Linked DNA regions of Homo sapiens: region 2 is linked to region 1. Evidence: chromatin loops called from intact Hi-C (ENCODE). Cell type or tissue: Calu3. All regions are shown on one strand. Links, peaks and the distances in the headings refer to the core of each region. The heading gives the core; the rest is flanking DNA.

Evidence for each region. Peaks named below come from ENCODE experiments on the same cell type or tissue, not always from the same donor. Only the 100,000 strongest peaks of a DNase experiment are listed, where the experiment ranks them.
Region 2: a loop joins it to region 1, with 6 times the contacts of the local background. A loop is called at or near these places in 5 of 110 quality-filtered maps.

Annotation. Positions count from the first base shown.
Region 1 is chr7:102,866,766-102,881,793 of GRCh38, forward strand. FBXL13 (F-box and leucine rich repeat protein 13) reads right to left here. Exons shown (of 21, transcript NM_001394494.2): 16 at 11,566-11,685; 17 at 10,702-10,828. Among named protein-coding and RNA genes, the nearest start is that of LRRC17, 39 kb to the right of the region's middle. RefSeq lists an enhancer at 8,791-9,990. In Calu3, for the core only: no CTCF peak of the experiment used is centred there; DNase peaks (open chromatin) are centred at 5,776, 7,526 and 9,266.
Region 2 is chr7:103,057,340-103,073,528 of GRCh38, forward strand. All of the region lies in intron 1 of FBXL13 (F-box and leucine rich repeat protein 13), which reads right to left. Among named protein-coding and RNA genes, the nearest start is that of FBXL13, 9.4 kb to the right of the region's middle. RefSeq lists a silencer at 8,363-8,657. In Calu3, for the core only: a CTCF peak has its summit at 8,536 (motif pointing left); DNase peaks (open chromatin) are centred at 4,752 and 8,522.

The sequences.
Region 1 (15,028 bases), core at 4,325-12,324:
TAAGTGTTTGGTTAAGAGGAAGGAAATGGTGCCAGATTCATTCATTCACTCACTGATCAAACATTTTATGTGCCTCCTATGAACATCTTGCTAGGCATCCCAAAGATGGGATGGTCCTGTCTCTGCTCTTGGGAAGCTTACAGTGCTATAGGGAGACAGGCATGGAACAGACACTAGAATATAACAAGCTGATTGCTTCAGTAGAGACATATACAAAGTGCAGTGGAAATACAAAGAAGGAGATCCTAAGCCTGCCCAGAAATTCTAGGAAAGCTTCCCCACAGCTGAAACTTAAGAGATAAGCAAGGCCAGGCATGACAGCTGACGCCTAACATCTCAACACTTTGGAAGGCCAAGGCAAGAGGATCACTTGAGCCCAGGAGTTTCAGCCCAGCCCAGGGAACATAGCAAGACCCCATCTCTACAAAAGAAAATTTGAAAAATCAGCCAGTCATGATGGTATGTGCCTGTAGTCCCAGCTACTTGGGAGGCTGAGGCAGGAGGATCACTTGAGCCCAGAAAGTTGAGGCTGCAGTGAGCTATGATGATGCCACTGCACTCTGGACTAAGTGACACAGAAAGACTCTGTATCCAAAAAAACCCAAACAAACAAACAAAAAAAAAGAAGAATTTACTAGGTGGACAAGTAGTGGAGAAGGTGTTTCAGACAGAGGGAATAACTTGTAGAGATGGGGAAACAAGAACACAGCATGTTTGAGGAGCTGTAGGAGAGTCAGTTCTGTGTGTCTGGAGCTGAGGATGAGAGGCGGGAGTCAGCTGGAAGCAGGGCTGCAGGGGTGGCCAAGGGCCGCCTCAGGAAGAGCTTGGTCCACCAGCCCATTGATACTGTAAGCAGTGTGGAGTCCCCAAGGAACTCTGAGCCAGGGAGTGATAGACTTAGACATATATATATATATATATATATATATATTTTTTTTTTTTTTTTTTTTTTTTTGAGACAGAGTCTTGCTGTGTCGCCCAGGCTGGAGTGCAGTGGCGCAATCTTGGCTCACTGCAAGCTCCGCCTCCCGGGTTCATGCCATTCTCCTGCCTCAGCCTCCTGTAGCTGGGACTACAGGTGCCTGCCACCATGCCTGGCTAATTTTTTTTGTATTTTTGGTAGAGACGGGGTTTCACCGTGTTAGCCAGGATGGTCTCGATCTCCTGATCTCATGATCTGCCCACCTCGGCCTCCCAAAGTGCTGGGATTACAGGCGTGAGCCACCGTGCCCGGCCAGATATTTTTTAAGTTTTGTTTTTTACTGACACAAAGTAATTGTGCTTATTTATGGGATACAGTGTGATGTTTCAACACATGTAGACATTGTGTAATGATCAAATCAGAGTAATTAGCATATCTATCACCTCATTGATCATTTCTTTGTGGTGAGCACATTTAGAATCCTTTCTTCTAGCTACTTTGAAATATACAATAATACATTATTGTTAACTATAGTCACCCTGCTGTGCAATAGAACACTAGAACTTATTCCTCCTATCTCACTGTAACTTTGTACCTATTGACCAACCTCTCCTCATCTCCCCTCACCACTCCCTCCCCAGCCTCTGGTAGCCATTATTCTCCTCTCTACTTCTATGAGATCCCCTTTTTTCAGATTCCGCATATGAGTGAGATCATGAGATATTTGTCTTTCTGTGCTTGGATTATTTGACTTAACACAATGTCCTTTAGGTTCATCCATGTTGTCACAAATGAAAAGATTTCACTCTTTTTTGGGCTGAATAGTATTCTATTGTGCATATATATATATCACATTTTTAAATCCATTCATCCATTGATGGACACTTAGGTTGATTGTATATATTGGCTGCAGTGCACACGGGAGTACAGATATCTCTTTGACATACTGATTTCATTTCCTTTGTGGTTTTTTTGTTTTGTTTTGTTTTGTTTTGTTTTTGAGATAGTCTCACTCTGTCACTCAGGTTGGAGTGCAGTGGCACTATCTGGGCTCACTGCAACCTCTGCCTCCTGGGTTCAGGCAGTTCTCATGCTTCAGCCTCCCAAGTAGCTGGGATCACAGGTGTGCACCACCATGTCCAGCTAATTTTTGTATTTTTAGTAGAGACGAGGTTTCGCCATGTTGGCCAGGCTGGCCTTGAACTCCTGGCCTCAAGTGATCCGCCTGCCTTGGCCTCCCAAAGTGCTGGGATTGCAGGCATGAACCTCTGTGCCTGGCTTGATTTCATTTCCTTTGGATATATACCAAGTAGTGGGATTGCCAGAACATATGATAGTTCTATTATTAATTTTTTGAGGAACCTCGCTAATGTTTTCCATAATGGCTGTACTAATTGTAATTTCCATCAACAGTCTATAAGAGTTCCCCTTTCTGCACATCCTCGCCTGCATTTGTTACTTTTTGCTTTTTGATAATAGCCATTCTAACTGGCGTGAGGCAATAGCTCATTGCAGTTTTGATTTGCAGTTCCCTGGTGTTAATGATGTTGAGTATTTCTTCATGTACTTGTTGGCCGTATACATGTATGTCTTCTTTTGAGAAATATCTATTCAGGTCTTTTGCCCATCTGATTATTTGTTTTTCTGCTATTGAGTTGTTTGAGTTCCTTGTATACTCTGGATATTGAACCCTTGTCACGTAAGCATAGTTTGTAAATATTTTCTCCCATTCCATAGGTGGTCTCTTCACTCTGCTGTTTCCTTTGCTGTACAGAAGCTTTTTAGGTTGATGTAATACCATTCGTGCATTTTTTTTCTTTTGTTGCCTGTGTTTTCGAGGTACCATCCAAAAAAATCTTTGCCCAAACCAATGTCCTAAAGTGTTTCGTCTATTCTTTATTCAAATAGTTTCATATTTCTGGCTCTTACATTTAAGTCCTTAATCCATTTTGAGTTGATTTTTGTATATGGTGAGAGATAGGAATCTAGTTCCATTCTTCTGCATGTAGCTATCCAGGTTTCCCAGCACCATTTATTGAAGAGAATGTTCTTTCCCCAATGTGTGTTCTTGGTGCCTTTTTCAAAAATCAGCTCGCTATAAATGTGTGGGCTTATTTCTGGTTTCTCTATTCTGTTCCACTGGTCTGTGTGTCTGTTTTTTATAGACAGACTCAGAACACTGCAGCAAAGGTGAGTACGAGAAACAGTGCTTGAACTAAGCCAGGGGCAGTGGGGATGGAGAGGAGGCAGATGGGCAGTTATAAGAGATGATTAGACTCTATCAATGACTATTAAAGTTCTCACATTGGCTTCTTTCTATTCTAGTATAGTATTTAGTAGTAGATTTTTTGGCTAGAAATACCTGAAACTAGATAGCCTTATAACACATACAATTAAAACTAACATGGAAACGGCATGCCAATATTCAATTAGAGTTCTTCTTTTTGCAATTCAATTTGAAAATAATCTGTATGCTATCAGTAATTTAAGACCCATTATTACTGTGATAATAGTAATAGGTAACACTGCTCTAGGGAACTATGCTGTAATGTGGCAGAGATAATATACAGCACATTAGGAACTCAACAACACTTATTTTTTAAAAATCTAGAGACATTAACCATCACCATATGATTTATGTTTTCTTAAAGAAAGAATGAATCCATAATACAAACCCATTGATATTGCCTTGAAATGATCTAGATTGAGAAGTGTGATTTTCTGATAATTATGGACAACATGATCAATATTTATAATAGAAAAAATAATGTCATAAATATAAAAATTGGCACTATTAACTTATGTCAAGATGCTTTTTTGTCATTATCATCAGTGATTACTTGCTCAGCATCTGCCCCTACCCAGGCACATGAAGAACGGAAGGAGTCGCAGACCCAGGCAGGAGGTGTAACATACAGAAAGGTCCTGAGGTAGGAAGGGATTTGGCTTGTTTGCAGAGCTAAGTGAAAGCAGTGTGGCTGAGGGAAAGGAAATGAGCAGAGCAGGGGCATGAGGTGGTCCTGGAGTGGTAGACAGGGGTTTCTTTAATTAACAGTAAATGTTCTTTCAAATTTTGGTCATAGCTGGGTGTAGTGGCACTTGCCTATAGTCCCAGCTACTCAGGAGGCTGAAGCAGGAGTATTGCTTCAGCCCAGGAGGTCGAGGCTGCAGTAAGTTTTGATGGTGCCACTGCATTCTAGCTTGGGGGACAGAGTGAGACCCTTTCTCTAAAAAAATTTTTCTTTCTTTAATTCTCATCTTTCTGTGATTTAATTTCTCAGTTTTATTAGACACTGTTGTTATTCCCATTACACTCCACACTTGACTACATCACCTGGTTCTCTTACAATCTTTTTGACCTTCTTTCTTTAGTCTCCTTCATGGATTCATCTTCTTCTTTCCACTCCTTAAACACTGATGTTCTGCTATGTTCTTCCTGGGAGTACATTTCTCCTCATGCCCCTATGCCCTCCTTGAGGATCTTGGCCACATTCACACCTCCATGAGAATGACTCCCCCATCTGCAGGTCCGGTAATCATTTCTCTCCCAATCCTTTGGCCTGAATATCCCACAGATTCTAACTCAATCTGATAAAACGAAAACCATCTTTCTCTCAAAACCTGTTATTTCTCCTATATTACCTATCTTTTTAGAGGTGGGACCTCCATCCTCCCAAAGCCAGATTTTAAAAAAAAAATTTTAATTTTTTTTTTTTAAGACAGGGTCTCACTTTGTCACCCAGGCTGGAGTGCAGTGGTACAATCTCGGCTCACTGCAGGCTTGACCTCCCGGGCTCAAGTGATCCTCCCACCTCAGCCCCCCAGGTAGCTGGGACTACATGCGCATGCCACCATGCCTGGCTAAATTTTTTTTTTCTGTATTTTTGTAGAGATGGGGTTGTGTCACGTTGGCCAAGCTGCTCTTGAACTCCTGAGCTCAAGTGATCTGCCCACCTCAGCCTCCCAAAATGCTAGGATTACAGGCGTAAGCCACCACACCTGGCCAATTTTTAATTTTTTTATTCCAAAGCCAGAACTTTTAAGTCAATTCTTATCCTCCCATCCCTCCACCGAGGTCCCCATTTTCCACAATAATCAATCACCAAGTTCTTTCGGTTTTAGCTACTAAACATTCTTTAATATGTCCTTTCCATGCTTGTTCTAGCCTCTGACCTAGTTCAAGAACTCCTCATCTCTTCCTTTAACTACTAAAATACCTCCTATTTCCCTCCCTGCCCCCAGTCCTTCTCCTTTTCAGTCTGTCCCCCAGAGAACAACTCAAATAATCTACCTAAAATGGAAGGCTGACTATGACTATGACTCCCCTACACATCACCCATTGGTTCAAGTCCAATCTCCTTGACACAGTATGACATTCCCTCCATGATATCTTTTTTATATAGTGTATTCTAGCAGGACTAAGCTACATCAAGTTCCTTGAACAAGGATACATTCACATGCTTCTGTGTTGGGCAGGCTGAATTAAGAGATCCTTTCCTCTCCTCACCTCTATCACTATGCCTGCCCCATCACATCTAAATTCCCCACACCCACCCTTCCAAATTGGGCTGCAGAAAATAGGTCTTACTCACATTTGTTAATCCTAGAGCCTAGCATTTTTTTCCTTCATTCAATGAGCAATTAATCTAGTGCCTACTACTTCCCAGGGTTCTGGGAAAACAACGTTTCAGTCTTCATGGATCTGATATTCTAGTGAGGGGACTCCAGGACCTACATAACAGGCGCTCAAGATCTTGTACTCATAATAAAAAATTCTGAAAATCAAGCAAATGAAAGAGTCTTTTTAAACCACTGTCTAAGCACACTGTCTGGGACACTGCCGTGACTCACTTTTCCTTTAAACAACAAATATGGCGGTGACTAAGGCAACTTAAGTAACAGACTGAACTGCCCTCACCATGGATCCTGTGGTCTTTAGCAAATGATAATCCAATTAACTAGCAGGAAATATTTTCCCACATACATGGAGATATAACCTCACATTCAAATAATCCTCTGGAGCAGGAAGGGAATGAATAATAGCCCATTTAAGTGAACATTTTGAAAAGCTGTAGAAGATTAAAGATTTCTAAAGATACCTTAAGATATTATCACATTAGTAAGCTATTTCTCCCACTTAGAAACCCTATCCTGTTTATATTAGAAGAGGCAAATTGACATATTTCCTCTTTCCCTAATATGTACTTGGTAGGTAACTTCCTAAACAACTTTTATTCATGGATGATACAATAAATGATTCACTATTTTCCACAAAAGGAATAACTGAGGAGAGTAAGATTATTATAAGAAACACAAATCTTGAAATAACTGTGTTCTCCTCTTTGCTTCCCCCATTTAAGTTAGCTCTCTCCAATAAACATCTTTCTGGATTTCTAAATGTCTGGATTTTTGCCTTTGCTGATCAACTTCTTCATGAGTTTTCATGATTTTTCAGAACACAGTGTCCCTTTAGCCTCTCCAACCCCAAAGAGCTCTTCTACTTTTGAGGTGTGAATTTCAATTAGTTTCCTGAGCAACATCTCTATAAAGCTGTCTTGCAAGTGAATCAAACTAAACATGTTCGTTTTCCCAACCTGCAGCAAACCTGCTCCCTGACTGTGTAAGGGACACAGCTCAGGAAGGCACACCATCCTTTATGCAGATGCTCAAGCCAAAAATCTGGTGCCATCCTTGATTCACTCCCTCTCTTCCTTATCCTCACATTCAGTTGAGCTCTATCTCATTGTTTCTTCTTCCTCAGTGTCTCCCAACTGTGCTGACTTTGCTACATGCTTACTGCCCTCTCCCTAACACAGGCGTTCATAACTTTTCACCTGGATGACTACTTGATAATTGGTCACTATGCATCTGTGATTCCCATATCTGTCTAGCAGATAGAAGTGAGCTTTTCGGAATATAAATCTGACCATGTTACTGTTCTAACTGACAATACTGAATGTCCTTCCACGGTCCAAAGAGCAGAGTTCAAATTCCTTAATGTGGCCTCTGGGCCCTCAGTGACCTGACCCCTGTCTACCTCTCAAACATCATCTCTCACCATACTTCTCGCCAATAAGCCATACCCAAATGTGTAGGTTTCTTGATATCTCACACTTTTAAACCTCCATGCCTTTGTGCAGGCTGCTTCTTTGGCTCACAGAACACCTTTCTTCTCTGGGAAAAGAATCTCTGAGCTAGGTTAGCTTTCCCCTCTCTGTTTTTCACACTCATCATACTTTGTAACCACTTGCCCTACTCCTGTCTTCCCACTAGAATGTAAGTACTAGGAAGAGGAATCATGTCTGTTTTGTTCATTCCAGTATTCTCAGCACTGAGCACAATGTAGTCAGAGTAAATACTTGTTAACTAAATGTGTAGTGTGATTCTAACTGAAAATTCACCATTAAGAATTGAGAATGAACATAATTATTAGAAAACATGGGAAATTTTCTCCCAAATGGCACAACTGGTCACATTTGATCTTTGGTGGGTATCTGTAACATTCCAGAGTTTAAATCCTGAATGTTACGTCTGTAGTCAAATTTGCACTTACTCAGACCTATAATCAATCAGGCTGGTGTTTAGCTGCCCAAGTTGACATCCGGGCTGACTCATTTTAACTTCACTGTTTGAGGTTAGCTTCCTCAGCTGTTGTAGCACTGTAATTGTCAATCATTTGCCTTTTAGTTCAGAGTTTAACTGACTTGGAGGAAGAAAACAACAGAAGACTTATTTTTTTCAATCTTTTAGCAGAAAACAATTAGTATACTTCCCCATAGATATCCATTTACAATTCTCTTAAATTACATATATGCTTCAGAAGAAAATAAAAACAGAGACTAGAACTCGAGGCCATACTCCTAAGTTTTTTGTTTTTTGTTTTCTTGAGACAGGATCTTACTCTGTTGCCCAGGTTTCCCAGGCTGGAGTACAGTGGTACAATCACAGCTCACTGCAGCCTCAACCTTCTGGGCTCAAGCCATACTCCCACCTGTCAGCCTCCTGAGTAGCTGGGTCTATAGGTGCACATCACCACACCCGGCTAATTTTTGTATGTTTTGTAGAGATGGGGTTTCATCATGTTACCCAGGCTGGTCTCAAATTCTTGGGCTCAAGTGACCCGCCTGCCTCAGTCTCCCAAAGTGCTGGGATTACAGGCATGAGCCATCGTGCCTGGCCTATATTCCTAAGTTTTTAACTTGTCCTCTGTAGATAAAATTTTAATATACAGTCTTTAAAAATAAAACCTGAGCTTTCCTCAAATGCTAAAAACTAAATAAAGCATTTTAACCTTTACTCCATTCAGTCAACAAATATTCCCCCAGGCACTTCAGCCTTGTGGTAAGTGCTGTGGGGGAATTATATTTTGATGTGTTTTATAATGTGCTTTGATTCTCTACTTCTTGTCACTCTGTGACCCTTCAGACAACAGCTGGCGATTCTGCTCCTATGTGTCAGGAAAAGGTTCTTACAAAAGAACACAGGATAAAAATCCTGGGCCTTTAAGCTTCAAAAGCCCAAGCCCTGAAAGACTTGGGGCATAACATTTTTCAAAACCATGTAATCAGTTGGAACATTTTTTCCACCCCCAGATTAGGAAAAGAATCTATGTCAAAAGGAAAGGAGCAAATATGAGAAAAGGGGAGAGAAGAGGTGGAGGGGAAGAAGATGAGAAGGGAGAGGAGGAAAGGAGAGGACAGGGGAAAAGAGGAGGGGAGGGGAGAGCCAGAGGGAAGCAAATGCTGAGAAATTCATCATATGGGGGGTCTGTTCTAGACCTTCTCACTTTCTATCCAGCTAGAGAGAAAGTTGGAACCCCCGGGTAGGCTTGGGGGCCTAAGTAGATGGGAACCCATTCCACCTTTCCCAGTAGGGTTCATAAAAGCAATAAGACAGAGTGTTCCTGTGCTCGTCATTGTATCAGTTAAGAGTCAACGGGAAAAGCAGAAACAACCCTGAGCATGCAAAACTGAGGAGATTTAATTTTAATGGGGGAATGGCTACATAGGTGGTAGAGAAACTGAGAAGCCAAATGGGACAGTGACAAAATCTAGAGCTTAGCAGCAGTAGGAAGCCACTACTGTCCCTATGCTGGAAGGACAATGGGAAGATATGATGTTATTGAAGCCCAGAGGCCGACTTCATTCAGGGAAGCTGGAACCACAGCAGGCCTGTGGTTCAGAGGGGAGTAGAACACTAAGGAAATGCAGCTGATGATGATGATGCAAAGAAAGGTAGAGGAAAACCCTGGAATGTCCCTTCTACTGGCCCTGTAATCACTCAGAAATGTCTCACAAGCACCAACCCTAACATGGAATCTAGTTGACTTGTGTGAGTCACCCTGTAGCAGAGCAAGGGGAGGGTGAGTCATGAGTTTGAGGGCAAACACATTCATGATGTGGGAGCAAGAAAATGTCTCCAGCAGGTGTCTAGGACTGTGGACCTAAGACAGCCTCACAGGATCTCCATGACCCAGGAAGACCCAGAGGAGCCCAGAGCAAGGCAGACACGACAGGGAAACCTGAAGACTTGAAGGGGCCTTGGAGTTGGAACAAGGAAGAGACATCAGGGATCCACCTGGACGGGAAACTAAACACCAAATGGGCCCTCGTACATCTCAGTGAATTCCAGCTTGGACAGAAGACAACATTGAGAAGACCAGACACTGACCCTGCCATAATGAGTTGACTCCATGGTACTGCTTCCTACCCACAATCTCACATCACTCATGGACGATATGGAAGGGAAGAGGAGGTCATCTAGCAGAAAGGAGGCTGAATCCAAGTTCATTCATAGATAAAGAAAGGAAAGAACCTAGACCAATGAACAGATCTAGTCCTTCATTTAAAAGACCCCACCGAATGTTGACGAAGGATAAACACATAACAGATGTCTGCAATGCAGTGAGAAATAGAAACGGTTCATGTTAAAGGATACACTGGGGCTGGAGATGCAAGCAGAGAAATTCCAGTGCTTGCCTGCAAGGTAGGGCTTCTCAGAGAAGGCCCTCATAGACAGTTGATATTTCAGGGATGAATAGGGATTTAGCAAGCAGATGGAGGAGGGATCCTTACCTCCCTATATCTTCCTATATCCCTCCTATATAGGAAGGATATAGGATATAAGATATTGTCTTCCTATATCCCTCCAAATGCATGATTTTCAAGAGAAGTCCATATATTCCTTGTATAACTATAGCCCATAGTTCTTTCAGAAACATGGCAAATCTCTCAGGGTTATCCTCCTTTTGATTAGTAAATGGGGCAGTCCCAGAGGGATAAGATGGATGTGGCCTGAGTCTCAACCCTGATGAATACAATCAGCAGCTTGCAGGAAATGAATTCCATATCCTTTTGTAGATTTGTTGAGGCCATTTCTAGAGTTTAGTCTTGAACTAAAGACTTAGATCTCAAGGCATTCGGGTAGTCTCATAAAATGTGCAATCCGTAAGAAAAATATAGTTAAGCCATCTAACATATATTATCTCCATACTGACCAAACTTCTGTAATGAAACAAATCTCAAATTATCATGACATACTCTTATCTGTCATGACTTTCCCCAAAATACTGTATTTTGCTATTTTTTAAACAGAGAAACATGACTGTTGATTCAAAGAAACTTTTCTATCACCCTTCTAGAAACAATATCCCTAAACTTAACTTTTATAATAGAATAACAAATAAAACATATTATTGTTCTCTCCATTATTTACAAAATAGCAAATAATTGTATTATAGAAAACAATAAAAGTCATTGTACTGTTTTGAATTTTTTTACCTCATTAGAGATGTCTGTTCCAGAGAGATCTATTGATACCAAGGAAAAGATGTTTACAATATATCCAATTCCTTGGGCAGTCAAATGTTCACAATTTCGTAAACTCAAGTAGTTTAAATTAGGGCAGCTAAAAGAAAGTAGCATGGATTAATTTTAGCTGTCAATCATATTGTCAGTAAGCAATTTCTTCATATAAAAACTATCTTGGGAAAACAAATGGTATTGAAGCAAAGATTTTCCTTTACTCAACATAAAAGTAAGACTAAAAGTAGAAAGTAATTTGACATTACAAAGTTGCATGAAAGGGCAGTAGATTATTATATGACTTTCTTTCTGTAATTTAGTTTCGTATTACAATTTCTAATAAGGAAAAAATATGTCACATATCAAAAACTATCATGTAAGTACCATAGTGAATGACCACTAAAAGTGCAAGTTAAGAACCCTACTTATCCCTTACAAGTTTGCTACAGGAATTGTACAAGACCTCTGACAAGAGGGGAGTCAAGAATAAACCAGCCAGAACACCCCTTGGGAAATGCTGGAGTAAAGATAATCTCCTGGAAAAGGGAGATTAGAGAAAATCTCCTTGAAAAAGTACAGGGAAGCCACCCATATCTAGATATTCATCATTTCAGGAACGACTCCCTCAGATGTAATTTAAATATAATAATATAATTTAAAAATTGGTCCAATCTATGACTTCAATGTCTTTCACATGGTTTCACTGAACATTTAACCAGCTTCTGGGCATCTCTGATGTTCCCCCAAATGTCATGAAATCTTTGCTTTTAGGTGTCTCATGTCTCCTATTATCAAATATACAATACTAATGATATGATGTAAAAGACTGTTTTATCATACCGCTCAGATAGTTTCATAACAGAGGCATCACTTAGCCGCACACAGTTGCTTAAATTTAGCTCTCTTATCCTCATGCTTGCAGGACCATCAAGAAATTGCTTTAGTCCCATATCACCAATTCTGTAGGAAAGAGAGAAAAATTTTACATGTGATTCTATATATAAACATATAGAATAGTATTAAAGTAATAGCTACCATACCCAATATATTTCTAAAATAGCAAGGTAATATCTATATACTGGTATTTTGTCAATATTTTAAAACCAAATTTGATTATATAGATTTTAATGTAATAAAATGTATAAATGAGAGGAATGGGAGAAGTATTAATTAAAATGTTATTTCTGTTCCTTTGTTCATAATTTTTAATAAGACAGATGGCCCTCAAGGTCTTTTTCTCTTGGGTTAAAAAGTGATCAAGTTAAGTAGTCCCTGATACCATTTCCTGCAAAAGAAAAAGATCAAAACTTAGGAGAGTGAGAACCAAGACTAAGAGTCAAACTACTGCCATGATTTTGGAGGAATTTTCACTAAATACAAGGTCAATTTGCTGGATAGGAAACCCAATATGAGCCCTTTGGCTTCTTTCCTTCTGAATCAGAGAAAACCTGATGCTGGAAGAAGACCTTGACCTCAGCCTTCCCAAACTATCCTAATCAGAAACTTCTTCTGTGTGTCAGTGCCATAACCCTACCATGTTGATCTTGCTTTATAAATGGCTGGATGTCTGTTTGGCCCATCAGTTCCCTGTCTTCCATTGGGATCTTCATTTCTAATTCCAATTGAGAACCACCAGATCCTTCTAAGAAGCATTTCAGCAAATAAAGCAGGACAGGAGTTTCCACCATTGCAATCCTAAGAGGCAGTTTCACAACAGCTCTACAGGTGGGCGTACAGATGGGAAGAACACTGGGAGCAAAACATACTGATTGCTGACATCCGTTTACACCCTCCGTTTGTTCAGATTTGCAAAGAACTGAGCAGTTAAGGCAAAAGATATCCTGTTTCAGCTGAATGAGCCATAGTAGGTGGATGCGATGCCTGTGTGCCCATCAACCTTCCACCTATAAGAGGGGGAGTGTGCCAGCACCTAGGAAAGCAGTTAAGGATGTGTGTGTGTGTGTGTGTGTGTGTGTGTGTGTAGAAATTCATATTATAGTCAAGAAAGGATTAAAAGTGAATGGAAAAGATTATTGAGGTAATGATCCAAATTAATTGGTTAATACATTTAGGGCCAAACCTGGATATCAAAAGTATCCATGCTGTTTTTTTGTTTGTTTGTTTGTTTTTTAATACACAAGCTGGGGTTTCATCCCTAAAGATTCAGACTCAATAGCTCTGAAGTGGGGCTTGGGCATCTATAGTTTTTTTTGTATGTTTGTTTGTTTGTTTTTGAGACCAAGTCTCTCTCTGTCGCCCAGGCTGGAGTGCAGTGGCACGATCTCAGCTCACTACAAGCTCTGCCTCCTGGGTTCACACCATTCTCCTGCCTCAGCCTCCCGAGTAGCTAGGACTACAGGCGACTGCCACCATGCCTGGCTAATTCTGTGTATTTTTAGTAGAGACGGGGTTTCACCATGTTAGCCAGGATGGTCTCGATCTCCTGACCTCGTGATCCGCCCACCTGGGCCTCCCAAAGTGCTGGGATTACAGGCGTGAGCCACCACGCCCGACGGGCATCTATAGTTTTATTCAGCTCCTCAGGTGATTCTGACACCTTAGGATTTTTACTTTTAAATTCTTTTAAATATGTATTTTTAATTTATCTTTTTGTTGCTGATTCCCATTGCTTTGTAGAGAGAGAATACCATTTGTTGATAAAAATAGTTTGAAAGTTGCTGGAACTTGCTTTTAAATTTTGTCCATGCATGATTTTTTAAAGGATTGATGTGTGTTTGAGAAAAACAAAAATTCTTTAACTACCCAACTTACTATTTTAGGTTTAACTCTTATATGTACATATTAAAATCTTAAAACTCTGAAATTAAGCTTAATCTTTTTACCCTATATGTTATACTTTTTCATCCTCCCTCTGTTGTCATTTCTTCAGAATGATCTCCCAGCTCTATACTTCTCTCCTCTGTGAGTTCTAATCTGCTGATCAGCATTCCATTGTTTATTTCAATAACTATATTACATCATTTGTTTCTAAAAGTTAGGTTTTTTTCCCAGATAAATCTAATTGTTTTATTATGTTTGGTTGTCTGCTCATATTTCTGATCCCATTTTTTATTTCTTCAAACATTTCATACATGTTTACTTAACAATCCATGTCTGACAATTCCTGTATCTGAATTACCTGAAGGTCAAATGTATCTTGCTGTTTCTGTGACTCTTTCTCATGGTGACTTATATCTTTGTGCATTTTGACAATCTTTGACTTTGAGCACCTATTTATTTGATCTTAATCTCTAGCCTGAGAAGCTTTGTGCTAACTTCTTCCAGGAGCTCAGGAACTACCTACCTGAGACCACTCTGCCCCCTTAAAGAGGTACAAACCCTACAGAAGTCTCAGGTTCTGCCTCCCTACTTTGAGTCTTGCTCAGAGCTGATTCTCTCAAAGGCAATTGTTGTCATAAAATTTGTGCTCAGAGCTGCTCAACCTTTTGTGTTTGCTGGCTATTCACTATTCATCTCAAGGAATTTGTTCATTGAGAGAGTAGAAAAGAATGAGGGGATTCAAGGCTACTGGATATTTCTCTTACTCTTTGTGAGCTCAGCAGTATATTGAAAATATATTTAATCACGGATCTGAATATTTTTGGCAGAGCCCTTTGAAGTGTCTTGTCACCTCTACTTCTGGAGGCAGAAAACTTCCATTTAAGATTAATTAGGCAAGGCGCAGTGGCTCACGCCTGTAATCCCAGCACTTTGGGAGGCCGAGGCAGGTGGGTCACCTGAGGTCAGGAGTTCAAGACCAGCCTGGCCAACATGGTGAGACCCTATCTCTACAAAAATACAAAAATTAGCCAGGGATGATGGTGGGTGCCTGTCTACTTGGGAGGCTGGGGCAGGAGAATCATTTGAACCCAACAGGCAGAGGTTGCAGTGAGCCAAGATTGCACCACTGCACTCCAGCCTGGGTGACAGAGTGAGACTCCATCTCAAAAAAAAAAAAAAAAAAAAAGAATAATTAACCCGCAGAAGCCTGCACGAAATGCAAGAATGAAATTCAGTTTTATTTCACATATTCATACAGATAGAATTAGTTGATACACACTTGTGTATGTAGTGTGTGTGTGTGTGGGGGGGGTGGGTGTCTCACTGTTATCATTACTATGTAACAAATTGATCCAAACTTTGTGGCTTAAATGGCAAACATTTATTATCTCCCAGTTTCTGGACCTCAGGGATTTAGAAGTGAACTAGAGTGGTTCTAGCTCAGGGTCTCTCATGAGTGTGTAGTCAAGATGCCAGCTGGAGCTTCAGTCATCTGAAGGTTTGACTGGGGCTGTAGGGTCTG
Region 2 (16,189 bases), core at 4,749-12,748, 190 kb after region 1:
AATCTGAAGACATAACTATGATGCTTTACATCAGGGTTTTCTAGCCTTTTAAAGTATGAGAAACTCATTGGGGTTGGGGGGGGTTGTTTTGTTCTGTTGTTTTGTTTTGTTTTGTTTTTGTTTTGCCAAAAAGTTCCTTAGACCCAACCATAAAAGAGATTGAGAAAATCCACCATTAAAATGTGTGAATTTAAGAACTCTTAAAAACACATTTGTATTTTATCATTCACAACATCTACCGAGTATATACATTTGAAAAATTGTAGCTTAGTACACATAGGTGGGAAACAATGGACTTGCTGGATCTAAGATACTGTTTAAAGCACATATGTGGAACTCGTAAAGTTGCTGCTGTCTCATTTTCCTTATGAGGTCCCCCCAAAAGAAGAAACTTCTTGTTAAAAGTGTCTGCAAGATATACAGAATTACTGATGTTTTCTCCATTTGAGACAGATGAAAAGGTCTGCAGCACACTTCCCACAGAAACCACCTGGAATTCTCCATCGGCATTTCTCTTTCCCTTTGTGGTTCACTGTTTTCTGGTGGGGTCTAGTGTGCATGTTGGGGGTGGTCGGGATGCTTCAGACCCACTCCTGCTGGCTTCTTCTCTTGATCCTCTATTTCCAGAATAAAATAATTCCATCACTTGAGTTACACAGAGCAGTTCTCCCTACCTCCATAGGCCAAGTGTCAGCAGATCTAGGCCTGGGGTCTTTTCTTAGACTCTCAGCAATTCTCATACTGTTCCTCCAAAACTAAAAAGGGTAATTTCTCCTAATTGGACCCTGCATAATAACAATCTCCCCCTTTGCAATGGCTCCATGCTCCTCTTCTTAGTGTACAGCCTTCAAGCAGGAAGCTCAGTCCTTTAGAGAATGGCAGAAAGGTAAGATTTAGATCCCTCTCCCTCTCCAGCTCTGCCTTCAGACCAAGCCCATAGTAACTGCTTACAAGTGCTCAGCCACCTGCAGACTGACTTCCTTTTCCCCCAAACCAAGAGACTATAGTTGCACAGGAGATTAGTGGTCTCACCACAGTTGCAACCTGAATTTGGACAGTCATCTATTACCTAAAGAGCCAGCAAGAGTGGGTCCTACAGGGACCTAACAAAAAGGGCTGAAGCCATCTATTATCTGGAGGCCAATCAGACTTCCCACAGCTCCCTCAATATCCTTGGTGAAAAGCCCATCTGCTCTCTAGCACTTCTGTGCCTGGGTCTCCAGAGTACTGAGTTTTTGTATTCCTCACTCTACATCCTTTTCTCCATCTTATTCTGGCACCCTGAGGACATCTATATCAGAATCACCTGGAGAATGAATTTGTCTCTGAGAATAGGGCCTAGAAACCTGCATTTTACTAAGCTCCCCAGGTGATTCCTATGCATACTGATGTCTGAGAATGAGTGCCTAAATGAAGTTCAGCTTTATGGTACATTTTTAAGAAAGTTGAGATCTGGTTAATGTATGTGAGAAATTGATTATATATATATTTCCAAGCTCCACTTATAATAAACTACTTTTCCTGAAAAGCTATCCTGCAGAAGTCAGGTTGAGAGGATAAGTCTCTGAAATGCTAATAAAGGCATATGGAACTAGCAGAGTTGAAATGCACACTTTTCACATAGGAAATCTCACTGTTGGCCAGGTGTGGTGGTTCATGCCTATAATCCCACCACTTTATGAGACCAAGGTGGGAGGTTTGCTTGAAGACAGGAGTTCAGGACTACCCGGGGCAATACAGTGAGACCCCATCTCTAAAAAATACAAAAATTGTTTTAAAAATTAGCTGAGCATGGTGGCGTGTGCCTGTAGCCCTAGCTACTTGCTAGGTGGGAGGTGGGAGGTGGGAGGATTGCTTAAGCCCAGGAGTTCAAGGCTGCAGTGAGTTATTATCACAACACTCTACTGCAGCCTGGGTGGCAGAGAAAGACCTTGTCTCAAAAAATAATAATAAAGAAAGAAATCTCACTGTTTGTCTTTTTCCCTTGGACAAAATAGCACAGCATGATATTTTTTGTATTAATGAGTGAACAGCGCATAGCTACATGCCAATAAGACAGCAGTTAATGAATCAATAGCTTTTTCCCTGCCCAATGAAAATAAAAATCACAAAACCATTAACTTAGTCTTTATTGTAAGCAGAAGCAAAATAAACATTCCCATAAGATTAACGTTTGACTCTCAAAAACATTAATCAGGGCCTTATTATTAATAATATTCTCAGTAAAAACTTACACAATCAAGGACAAAAAAGTCCATGAGTTAATTATTGGATTAGCTCTCTCAAGCTTGTAAATTCACAAAGCAATTACGTAATCCTCAGTTTCTTTTGGCTCTACTTCCCTACACTCAGTTCCCAATATTTCTCATCTATTCTGAAGGATGTTCTGGGTCCTGAGGACAAACATGGGTTTAACCAGGACTGTTGCTTCCACTCCTTTCTCCTGCTACCTATCTTTCAAAGAGCAAGATAATGCAAAGGGTGGAGTCCACTTGGTTTAAATCTGGGATCTGCAATCTTCTACCATGCAACCATTGACAAATTACGTCTGTTTCCGTTTCCTTAAAAAAGGGGGATAATAAAGGTTCATACGCTATAGGGCTATCATGAAAATTAAAAACTGCTTTGAATAGTGTCTAGCACAAAATAGGCATTCAACAGATAATGATAGCAAGATATTTTATATATATATATATATATATATATATATATATATATATATATACTTTTTTTTTTTTTTGAGACAAGGTCTTGCTCTGTAACCCAGGCTGGAGTGCAGTAGCACAATCAACCCAGTGTAACCTCAAGCTCTTGAGCTCAGGCAATCCTCCCACCTCAGCCTCCCAAGGAGCTAGGACTACAGGCATGAGCCCCCAAACTCACTTAATTTTGTTGTTGAAATGGAGTCTCACTCTGTTGCCCAGGCTAGTCCTGAACTCCTGGCCTTAAGTGATCGTCCTTCCTCTCAGCCTCCCAAAGTGCTGGGATTACAGGCATGAGCCACTGTGCCTGGTCCATCACTATTTTTAACCATTCCACTGTTAATTATCACCTTAATTAGAGGAAAACACTTGGACATAGAGAAAATAAATTGAAAATATTCCCTTGTACCACTCAAAGTCCAGTGTGATGACTGAGAGAGAAAGACAGAGACTGACTCTGACTTAAACCACACCTAATAGAAGATGTTAGGACAAAAGCATTTAGGGGAAAATGGCTAGGAGAGAACTGAATAGACCAATAGTTCAAATATAAATAGCAAGATAGTAACTATTATAACCCTTGGTGGACACACAAAAACAAATGTAAGACACTTAAGAGAACAAGTCTTGCTTAGCTTTTTAGATACTCAGATAAACATAGTGAAATACGCTGAGGGCTGAAATAGTAATATTATAATATAAAAAATAATTACTCCAAAAGTGCAGAGATAAAAGTGATTATCAAATACTTGGGGAACCCTCAGCAGGTGAAGAAACAGAAAAACATTGTTCAAAGTCCCTTCCATTTCCCTATCCCCTACCCCAACCTCTGAAACATATCTAAAGCAGTATCTCACAAATGATTGCCATCCCCCTGTGGGACGGAGATGGAGGTAGCACGCTGTTGTTTTGGGAGATATCTTAATTTGTATTTATGGAAGTTAGTAAGTCACAATTTTGAAAATAAAGGGGCTTTTATGTCTTTTTAACATTGAAATAGATGGTGTCAAAATTTTATTTTAGAAACTCTATAAATGAATATTCCGGAAGATTACTGAAAGAGGCCAACTAGCTTCAACATTCAGATGAGACCCCAGGAAGAGGAAGATGCCCCTCAGGACCAGACTTGAAGGGTTTTTTTTTTTTGTTTTTTTCTTTTTTGTTTTTTGTTAGACTTGAAGGTTTTTAAAGCAGACTGGACAGGACAGGTGAGGAGCAGCAGGCTCTATGAGGTAAGAGTGAGACAAAGGACTCTGATACCTGCCGGACTGGGCCTGTCCCAGAGGGGAAGCAGTCCCAGCCGTCTCATCCCCTCTAAGAAAATTGTTATTGGAAAATTAATAAATCATGTGCTTTTCTTTGTTTAGTGTCCTGTGGATTTACCTCAGGAACTACACGTGTAAACTGCCTGGCTGGGCTGAGGGAATTCAGCAAAGGTAACTGTCCTCTGGAGAAGCCACAGCCTTCCTGCCCAAGGTCCAGCAAAATGAGTTAGTGTATCCAGCTCCTCCTCTCCTAAATGGGCAGGGCAGTCCCTTGCTCAAGAATCAGCAATTTCTGATTCTTGCATCTCTGACAAATACGTGCAGCAATTAGTCTCTTAAAAAAAAATACCTGGCCCAGCACGGTGGCTCACGCCTGTAATCCCAACACCTGGGAGGCCAAGACAGGCAGATCACGAAGTCAGGAGATTGAGACTGTCCTGGCTAACACGGTGAAACCCCGTCTCTACTAAAAATACAAAAAATTAGCCAAGCATGGTGGCAGGCGCCGGTAGTCCCAGCTACTCAGGAGGCTGAGGCAGGAGAATGGCAGGAATTCAGGAGGCGGAGCTTGCAGTGAGCTGAGATCGCGCCACTGCACTCCAGCCTGGGCAACAGAGCAAGACTGCGTCTCAAAAAAAAAAAAAAAAAAAACCTGATTGGCAACTTAATCTTGAAAGAAACATAAAACATAAAAACTTCTCAGAAAAATCATAATTACCAAAAAAAAAAAAAAAAAAACAAACCTTTGCTTTAAAACCATAATTTGTAGATTAAGTACTCCCTCTGCTGAGCAGATCTGGTTTTGCAAACTCTTTTCATCTTCCCTAAATGCTAAACTGAAATTGGAGCTCACCATTTGAAGAGTACTTTCTTCCTCTCAGATACAATCACTAGGTGTATCTGCTTAATGTTTTTGTAGACCATAATATCTAGCTCATCTTTGGTCCCTGTGGGGCAGTCCTTGTTTGTCTGTAAACAATGTACTGACTTCTACCTAGTAGAAAATTGAGGGAGAAACTAGGGTTTCTATGTTATTTCTGGATGACCCACTGTCTGAAGGTCTACCAATAAGGCTTTATTATATGAGTTCCTATCTTAATAATCTCTTTCAAAACACAAATGCCTTTGGGAAGGAGTATATCCAAAAATAGAGGGCACATTAAGCTAATTCCCACAGTGGTGGAAAGAGTATCTCAGAGTTCTGAGAGACAGAAATGAAGAATACAAGGAGAGTGAGGGATCGCAAGGCAATACTTAGTTTTCCTACAATTTCTACCTATCTTCAGGTGACTTAAAAAAAAAAAAACCTCTGAATTTCTAAAATATATTTTTCCTGAATCTTAATGATGAAATGTAAATATCTTCATCTCTATTTCTCCAAGATAGATTTCTATGAAAATATAGAATCAAAAGGTATATATTACAGATCTTCATACATATCTCAAAACTGTTTTCCCAAAAGGTATTATCAATGTATAATCTCATCCCAAATGGATAAATGCTCAGAGAGCTCAGGAGACAAGCTCAGGCTAGGGACAGCCTCAGAGTTACAGCTCCAAGTGGTTGAAGCCATTGAGGTGTTTTCAACTAGCACGTGGTAGAGACCCAGCAAATATTTGCTGATAGAATGTCCTAGTGTATCCCCCTCAGCTGACCACTCTTGCTGTTCCCCAGGAGAAAAGACTGGCTGGTGTCAAGAGCCTCATCTGTTCAAAAAATTAAGTTACTTGTTTAACTTGAATTGAACATAGAATCCAGTAGTCTTTAAGTTGGACATGTGAATCTCCAAGAGCCCACAAAGACTTTTGAAGGATTACATGGGCAAGAATAGTATAACGGAGTCCACTTTCAGATCTTCACCTTTCCTATGCAGGTTGGCCTTCTATATCCATGGGTCCTGCATCCATAGATTCAATCAACCACAGATCAAAAATATTTGAAAAAAAGTTTTATCTGCACTAAACACATACAGAATGTTTCCTCTTGTCATTATTCCCTAAATGAAACAGTATACCATCTACTTACATAGCATTTACATTGTATTAGATATAAGTAATCTAAAGATGATTTAAAGTATAGAAGAGGATGTGTATAGGTTATATACAAATGCTATGCCACTTTTTATCAGCCAACATCAGTCTCCAAGGAAGGTCTTGGAACCAATCCCCCATGGATACTGAGGGATTACTGTATTCTTTACTTAAACTGATCTGCCTGAGGACACAGTTTGCTATTTTCTTTTTCTACTTTTCTCTTTCACAATGGCTCTTCCTCCCACTCTAGAAAATAAAGCCCTCTATCACATCCATCTGGAATCTTACTATAAAGAAAACTGAAGCAGAGAGATTTGGAAATTTTCTCAGTCACCCAGTTAACAATTGGTGAAGCCTAGAATCAAACTTAGGCTTTTTTTTTTTTTTTTTTTTTCTGTAGAGACAGTCTCTCACTATGTTGCCCAGGCTAGTTTCAAACTCCTGGCCTCAAGGAATCCTCCTGCCTCACACTGCCAAAGTGCTGGAATTACAGTCATGAGCCATCATGTGGGGCCTAGGAAGGTCTTACAAATAAGAAATAATCCCCTCATCTTGCTTCAGATGCTTTAGGTTTCAAGTAACAAACTCAACTTAATACGTACTCTATTAGCTCCTACAAGAAATTCAAAGGTAGATGAAGCTTCAGTGTGGGTTTAACCCAGTGGCTTACTGATGTCACTAGGGCCTGGTTTCTTTCCATTTCCCCAACTGGCCTTTTGTGGAATCCACTTCATGCTAAAATTCTCTCTCCTTGTGGCCACACAGGTAATTGCCAATGTTCCCAGGACTAAGTGCTTCCCCATCAACATCCAGAGAGGGTATATCCAACCAGCATCCTGATCTAAATCAGCTTGGATTACATATTGCCCTCCCCCATGACCCTATACCTTCTGCCTCCCTGTCGTTACAAACATTATGGCCAGGGAAACTGAATGCACCGGTTGTTGCAAGCCAGTTGGGGTCCAACCCCAGAGATGGGGATAGACAGTTTTCTTGAAGCAAATGGGCTAGGTGAGGGAAGAGACAGCGTATAGAATAAGAATGTAGGAAATATTAGGAAGAGGGAAGTAGATGCTACGTAGGCAACTTGTAAATGCCCAGTAGACATCTGCTCCTGGAGAACATGGGAAAGGAAGAAGAAAAGGGGGTAATTACAGTAATTGAGATCCACTTACTGAGTGATGCTGTTGTGATCTATATCTTTTTAGAGACTGCTTTGAGATCCAACTTGATCTGACTCCCCTTATATGAACAAGCCAAGTATGGCAGATTATATTTTCCACAATGGCCATAACAGTATCTCCCATCCTCCATGTTCTTTTTGCAATGTGCCTTTGTTATACCTCCCATCATGAAATGGGTTCCATGTTCCCTCCCCTTGAATCTAAGTGAAAATAATGTTGACTTCCAAATCTAGATCATAAATAATGGTATAACTTCTACCTGGTTCTCTCTGGGGAGGTTTGGTCTTAGAAATCAGCTACCATACTGTGAGGAAGTCTAAGCAGCCCATGGGCAGGTCCAGATGAAGAGGAACCAAGCCTACTGGTTCACAGACCTGGCTGAACTCCCAGCCAACAGCCAGCACCAACTTGCTAGGCATGCAAAAGAAGATATCATCTTAAAAGTGGATCTTCCACCCCCTGCAAAACCTTGCCAAAATTTCAAATTTTTAAGCAAACTAAGTGATTCCTGTTGTTGTAAGCCACCAAGTGCTTTAACTGGTTGCATGTCACATGGCAATAGATAATTGACACACCAAACAAACAGAAAATGACTACACAGCCAAATCAAATCTGTCATTCCATCCATCCCTAGCAACATACATTCTGAAAAAAAAAGCCTAGCCATAACTATCTTTCATTTTAGATTTTTAAATTTCAAACATTTAGAAACAGTAGTATAGGGAACACTTATGTACCTATCACCCAGTTTCAACAATAATTATTCTGTGATTTTTGTATCATCTATATATCTACCCATTTCTACCTATTCTCAATTATAATTTAAGGTAAAATTTATATTATTTCAAATGCATAAATCTTATTAGTATAATTTTGATAATGAAAATACCCACACCCCGGGTGTGGTTTCTTTCCAACTCTCCGGAAAGTTCTCATGTCCCTCTCCAGTTAATCCTCCTGTATCACTCAGAGTCCAGTCAAGAGACAGAAATCACACCCGTGTTTTGAATAAAGAACAATTTATTCTATCTCATAAAGAGATTCTAATAAAGAATGCAATTCAAAGAATTACTAACTAGTAAAAAGAGAGTAACTACTAAGAGCAAAAGAGAACACTAAAGGACACCCTGTGGCTCAGACAGAGTACCCAAAGATGAAATAACCTTGGAAGGAGGGCAGCCACCTCCCCAAGGCTGAGATTCAGAGAATGTGGAGTGTGGCTGAGGTATAGTGGGGAAGTCCATTAGGTTGCCCTGAGACAGAGATAGTTCTCAGCCATGATGGTCCAAGGCTTGGTGAACAGGACCCCACCAGCTCACACTAGTGAGCAGACGCCCCCTGCTGGGGTGCCAATGGGCTGAGGCTGGTGAGCAAAACTTGCTGAAGAGTGGGCACCACTGGGTGCACCACACACATGCTCCTGGAAGCTGTGTCATGTGAACAAGAAGTGAGGAAGCACACAGGAACCAGGAACTGAAGTCCCTCTCCCTCCAGGGTCCCTCCAGCACTGACAAGGCTTAACAACATGCTAGCCCAAAGCAATGCCAAGGTCTAGATCATGACACCAGTCCAGCTTCTAGGTGTCAAGGGCTACTTTTCTCCTCCTCAATATTTCTGCAGTATTATAATCAGCTGTCTAGTTTTATGGGGAAAAAAATTTTAGACTTTAACTAAAATTGCATTGAATTTATACATTTTCTGGGAAGACATTACATGTTGTTATTTTCCCATTCATAAACACAGCAGAGTACTTCATTTCTTTAGGTCACCTTAAACATCTTTCAATAAAATTTTACAAATTCCTCCAAACAGGTCTTTCACATCTTGTCCTAAGAAACCTTATATTTTTTGTGGCTATTATGAATGTAATTTCTTTTTTTTTTTTTGAGACAGAGTCTTACTCTGTTGCCCAGGCTGGAATGTAGCGGTGCGATCTCGGCTCACTGCAAGCTCTGCCTCCCGGGTTCACACCATTCTCCTGCCTCAGCCTCCTGAGCAGCTGGGACTACAGGCGCCCGCCATCACGCCCAGCTAATTTTTTTTGTATTTTTAGTAGAGACGAGGTTTTACCTTGTTAGCCAGGATGGTGTCAAGCTCCTGACCTCATGATCCACCCGCCTCAGCCTCCCAAAGCGCTGGGATTACAGGCGTGAGCCACTGCGCCCAGCCTATGAATGTAATTTTTAAAAGCTACTGTTTAAAACTTTGGTTCTAGTGAATTGAAATGCAATTGATTTTTTAATATTCAGTGGAAGAATTTTGTGAGGATTTTTTTTTTTTTTTTTGAGATGGAGTTTCGCTCTCATTGCCCAGGCTGGAGTGCAATGGCGTGATCGCAGCTCACCGCAACCTTCGCCTCCTGGGTTCAAGAGACTCCCCTGCCTCAGCCACTCGAGTAGCTGGGATTAAAGGCATGCGCCACCACGCCCAGCTAATTTTGTATTTTTAGTGATCTTTCTCCATGTTGGTCAGGCTGGTCTTGAACTCCAAACCTCAGGTGATCTGCCCGCCTCGGCCTCCCAAGAATTTTTTTTTTTTTGTCTACTCTTTCACTGTGGGTGTAATGGAATTGTCAGAAACTGAAAATACTAGGAAATGTAGGACTATGGATATTGAGAGCCCATTTGACAACTGAGGATTGAATTTAAAGTGACACAATTCAGTTTAATTGTGTGTTCTTCCTTTAAATAATGTTCAGTTGCTCAGGGGTAAGCACGGACTGCTGGATATTTGAGTTTTACCAGGGATGGGTGTTTGTCACATCAATAGGACAGAGGGAGAAACAGGTAAAGGAGATAATCGTATTTGAAAGTGATCATAATGATGGTGTGGTGGCATTTTAAAAGCATGTCTGCAAATGATATTTCTTACATAAAGAGGTGGGGTTTAATTCCTCTCCTCTTGAATATGGATTAGTCTTAATAATCCACTTGTAATGAAGAGAATACAGTGAAAGTGATGTTGAGTAACTTCTGGGGCTAGGTTATAAAAGGAGATTTTACTTGGCTCTGTCTCTTGGACACCTGTTTTGGGACCCAGCCTCCACGCTGTGAGGAAGCTCAAGCTACATGGAGATGTTACACATAGATGTTCTACCTGTCAGTCTCAGGAGAGGTCCTCATCGACAGCCAGCATCAACTGCCAGGCATGTAGGTAAGGAAGCCTTCAAGATGATTTTAACCTCAGCCACTCTGACATGTAAGTGCATGAGGGATCTCAAGCAATAATATTCTGTCAACTCCCATAACTGTGAGAGGCAATAATAAAATGAATACTGTTATTTTAAATCACTAAATGTTGTAAAGACATTTAGGTAATAGACATCCACAATAATGATGAACCAAGGAATCTAAGATGGGTAAAGAGAGAAATAAGGACATAAGAGTAATATTTGACAGTGCAAAGATAATTGAATGAAATGGTGGTTTGAGTCAGTTGAAGAAGTGCTAGTGTAGAAGCTCCAATGTGAGTGAGCTAAGAAATTAAGAGATAAGTGGATGAAGAAATGGAGATTTCAGAGATGGTACAGCAATTTAGGATAAAATGGTTAAGAGTATGACCATAGAAGGACATGACTGAGGAACGGTGAAAGCAAAGATAACTGGAAGAAAGGTCAAGGATGTGAACGGAACATCCCTGTGAATACTGCGGGCACAAGAACAATGACAGGAGTAGAGAAAAAGGAAGATGGTGAGCCAGATGCTAATGCTACCAACAAAACATAGAGATTGGTACATAATGAAGACAGTGAGTGCTAAATCTGATGTTATGAACTACAAAGAAGCTGAGACTTTAGAAAAAGGAGGGAAGATACATAGTTTGGAAGTGGAAATGGGGAGCCAAGGAAGACACCTAACCTATCTCTAGATCTGAGGTAAACTGAGGAGTGAAACAAGACAGTCTCCCTAGGATTTCATATCTGAGTAGGATGTGGAAAGTCACCATGGTCCAATGACCCTGCTACAACAACTAGAAAAAAACAGACACATTACAAAAATCACATTTAAAAAAGATATTGGCGAGCCATGGAATTCCAGGGGAAGGAAATTTTTCTGAAGTGAGCTGACAATGCACAGCTGCTTTTTTTCCCTGGGAACGTGTGCCAGCTCTGGGTAGGAAAGAGGACAGGGCTGGGCCCAGGCAGAGAAAGTCTACAAATGGGAAGAGAAACCAATAGGCTTATGGTGGTGGCACGGGGGTAACATGACAGGTTAGAAACTTGAGGTGCCCCAAGTGTGGCCACTGTCTCCCATAAGGCAGTGAGTTCTGGGAGTGTTCACACAGGAGGCTGAGGAGCTAGAACATCAACTCCTACAAGGCAGAGTGAGTCTTTCATAATCTCAGGGAAGGAAGAGGAAGCCTGCCTCAAACATACAGCCAGCATAACCTTCAATGTACTTGCCAGATTTTAAAGTTGAGGGCCCACGGCCACCACGCCATCTGGGAAGTAAGGAGCACCTCTGCCCAGCCGCCCCACCATCTGGGAAGTGAGGAGCGCCTCTGCCCGGCCGCCCCACCGTCTGGGAAGTGAGGAGCACCTCTGCCCGGCCGCCCCACCACCTGGGAAGTGAGGAGCACCTCTGCCTGGCTGTCGCCCCCTCTGGGAAGTGAGGAGGCCCTCTGCCCTGCCGCCCCACTGTCTGGGAAGTAAGGCGCACCTCTCCCTGGCTGCCCCACAGTCTGGGAAGAGAGGAGCGCCTCTGCCCAGCCGCTGCACCTTCTGGGAAGTGAGGAGCGCCTCTACCTGGTTGCCGCCCCATCTGGAAAGTGAGGAGCGCCTTTGCCCGGCCGTTGTGCAACCCTCGAAGTGTGAAGTGGCAGCCTTGTGTGTGATTTTTATGCCCTCCCCAAGTTTGCATTTTTGATATTAAAGTTTACTTTTAAAAGTTTTAAATTGGGGAATATATATACATATATAAAAGTTGAGGGCCTAGAAGGGAAACTAAAGAGCTAAGCTTAAATACCTCCGAAGAGCAGAACCAAATCTCTCACAATCTTTCAGTCTGAGGAGACAGAGACTGGCTAGCTTCTCAATCAAAAGCCCAGAAGAGCTATGCCTGAGGAATAGGGATGAACCAGATGTAAACCGAACCCAAATAAATCCACAGTCCAAGCTCAACACAGATCAGTCCCTTCCTGGACTGAGGTCATGAGCTCTGTACCCTATACAGAGGAAAGGACGAACCTTTGCTGGCGAAAGAGTATATCATCTGGAACTTCTATTGTTCTTTTCTCACACAATGTCCAATAAAAATAAGAAATTACTAGGTATGGGCTGGGCGCGGTGGCCCACGCCTGTAATCCCAGCACTTTGGGAGGCCGAGGCAGGTGGATCATGAGGTCAGGAGATCGAGACCATCCTGGCTAACACGGTGAAACCCCGTCTCTACTAAAAATACAAAAAAATTAGCCGGGCATGGTGGCAGGCGCCTGTAGTCCCAGCTACTCGGGAGGCTGAGGCAGGAGAATGGCGTGAAGCCAGGAGGCGGAGCTTGCAGTGAGCCGAGATCCCGCCACTGCACTCCAGCCTGGGCGACAGTGCAAGACTCTGTCTCAAAAAAAAAAAAAAAAAAGAAATTACTAGGTATGTATGAAGGCAGGAAAATGTCTTGAATTATCAACAGAAGAAAATAAGCAATAGAAGCAGACCCACAAATGATCTGGATATTCAAGTTAACAAACAATGATTTAATTTTATGTATTTATTTTATTTATTTATTTTTTTAGAGACACAGTCTCACTCCATCACCCAGGCTGGAGTGTAATGGTGTGATCTCAGCTCACTGCAACCTCTGCCTCCTGGGTTCAAGCGATTCTCATGCCTCAGCCTCCCAAATAGCTGGAATTACAGGCGTGCACCACACCTGGCAAATTTTTGTATTTTTAGTAGAGACAGGGTTTCAGCTGGTCTCGAACTCCTGGCCTCAAGTGATCCACCCACCTCGGCCTCCCAAAGTGCTAGAATTACAGGCATAAGCAACAAACAATAATTTTAAAATAACAACCATCAACATGTGTGTTGATCCATTTTGCACGGCTATAAAGAAATACCTGAGGCCAGGTAATTTATAAAGAAAAGAGTTGTATGCGGCTCAGGGTTCTGCAGGGTGTACAAGAAGCATGGTGCCAGCATCTGCTCGGCTTCTGGCGAAGGCCTCAGGAAGCTTTTACTCACTGCAGAAGGCAAAGGGAGCCAGCATGTAACATGGGAAGAGAAGGAGTAAGAGAAACAGCTAGAGGGAGGCTCTTCTAAACAACCAGCTCTTGGGTGAACTAATAGAGGGAGAACTCACTAATTATCACAGGGGAGGGCACAAAGCCATTCTTGAGGGATCTGCCCACATGACTCAAATACCTCCCACTGGGCCCCACCTCCAACACTGGGGATCAAATTTTAACAGATTTGGAGAGAACAAATAAAGAAAACAGAAAAAGGCAAACTGAATGAAAAGATGCATAATTCTAATAATCAGAATTTATTTAAACATCAAATTGTCATTCTAGAACTGAAAAACATGTCTAAAATTAAGATTTCATTTGATGTATTTAAGAGTAGACTGGACACAGCATAAAACAAAATTAGTAAACTTGAAAACCATCAATGAAAAAGATCCAAACTTGAGCTCAAAAAGAAGAAAATGGGGAAAAAGCAGAAGAGATCAAAAGAGGCATGTAGAACAAGGTAAAGAAAAAGAAAAAAAAAGCTAACATATGTACGATTGGAGTTCCAAAAGGAAAAGAGAGAACTGAATAGAAGTACTATTTGAAAAGAACCAAGAATTTTCTAAAACGGATGAAAAATATCTATCAACAGATTCAGTAAGCCCAGGGGACCAAGCAGGATTGTTTAAAATGTTTTTTAATTTTTTATTTTTTTAGAGATAGGGTCTTGCTCCATCACCCAGGCTGGAGTTCAGTGGTGCAATCATAGTTCACTGCAGCCTCAAATTCCTGGGCTCAAGTGATCCTCTCCTCTCAGCCTCATGAGTAGCAGGGACTACAGGTGTGAGCCACTAAGACAAGTTAGCTTTTTTTTTTTTTTTTTTTTAATTTTTGTACACACAGGGTCTCACTATGTTACCGAGGCTGGTCTTGAACTCCTGGCAAGCAATCCACCTGCCTTGGGCTCTCACAGTGCTGGGATTACAGGCATGAACCACCAAGCCAGGCCTGATTTTTAAAAAAATCAGTCTCTATTCAAGAGATTTGCAGGAAAATGATATTGTAGGTAGAAAATCAGGTTTTATTTAGGACAGGTAGATGAAATTCAGAAGAGGTTAAATATACAGGGAAAACTTTAATGAAAGGTTATTTATGTATTCCAAGGCTTGCAGAAGATGGGTTTTAGAAAAGTATAAAACCTGCCAGACATGGTGGGTCATGCTGTGGTGGGTCATGCCTGTAATCTCAGCACTTTGGGAGGCTGAGGCGGGTGGATCACCTGAGGTTAGGAGTTCGAGACCGGCCTGACCAACATGGTGAAACCCTGTCTCGACTAAAAATACAAAAATTAGCTGAGCATGGTGGCAGGTGCCTGTAGTCCCAGCTATTTGGGAGGCTGAGGCAGGAGAATCGCTTGAACCCAGGAGGCGGATGTTGCAGTGAGCTGAGATGGCACCACTGCACTCTAGACTGGGCGACAGAGCTAGACTCTGTCTCAAAAAAAAAAAAAGTATAAAACCCATCTGGGAAATTGAGTCAGATAAATAAATGTACAGACAGGATATGAGGCAGAATGGAATTCATCTTGATATTCTCTTAGAAGAAATGGGTAATGAGTTTAAGGTGGGTGTGTGGGGCCCAGAGGATTGCTCCTTTGCACTTCCTGCTAGTGTGCTAGCAGAGGTGAGTGAAGGACTCCTCAGGAGAACATGATCTTAGACAATGGAGAATGCATATAAGGGCCTCCTCTATGGGTGCAGAACAATGCAGTAAGCTGGTAAGGAAGGAATGCTTTCACCCAGAGGGGGAACTGGGGACTGCCTCATTGCAGCTTTGTGATGTTATAGTAACTGGCGGCCTAGATGAGAAGAGGCCATCCCTTCCTTGATGTACCCTGACTCTCAACTCAAGTCCATTTCTGCCACCTGCTCCACCGCCATATCACAGACTGAGCCATCACTCAGAATGGCTGCACCCTGAATTGTAAATATAAACGTTCCACTTTCTGACCCCCACCTCCTGTGTTTCCAGCTCCCTCACTTAATTACTCCCTCTACTTCTCTTCACTCACCTCTTAGAGGAGTCTTCACTTTCTGTCCATGTATCAGTATGATATCCTTTTCTCATTTCCCACTGAGTCCTTAGAGTCCTTGGCCCATCACTTCAGATACTCAGGAGCTTAGCTCCCTAACCTACTGCCTTTCCATTCTATTAATATATGCCTGGCAAATTCCTATCCCAGACGAAGTCAACTTGGTTATCTCTGTACCTACATCTGATTTACTGACTGCTACTTGAGAAAATCACACAACCGGGAAGATGGGTACCATTCTCCCTACATATTTTCAAGCACAATTGTATAGAGGTACAACACAAAACTCACTGTAATAAATTAAAACAATACAGCTATGGACAGAGTAAAAAGTTAGAATTCTCCATCTTTTCCCCCAAAACCATTCCACAAGACATCTGTTATTAACAGTTTGGCATAGGTTCTATGCATGCACTATTGTCTTAAAGCTAGATATATACACATATATGTACATAAACACATATACAACATATATGAAATCAAATGGACAGCTAGAGCAGAATGGACAGTTGCTAAGCAACTTGCACTTTTTCTTTTTTACTTAATAATATGTGTTGGGAGCCAGCCATGTGGTGTATGCCTGTAGTCCTAGCTACTTGGGAGGATGAGGTGGGAGGATCAATTGAGCCCAGGAGTTTGAGGCTGCAGTGAGCTAGGATGGAGCCACTACACCCTAGCCTGGGTGGCAGACCAACACCCCGTGTCTCAATAATAATGATGATAATAATAATATGTCTTGGAGGACATTTCT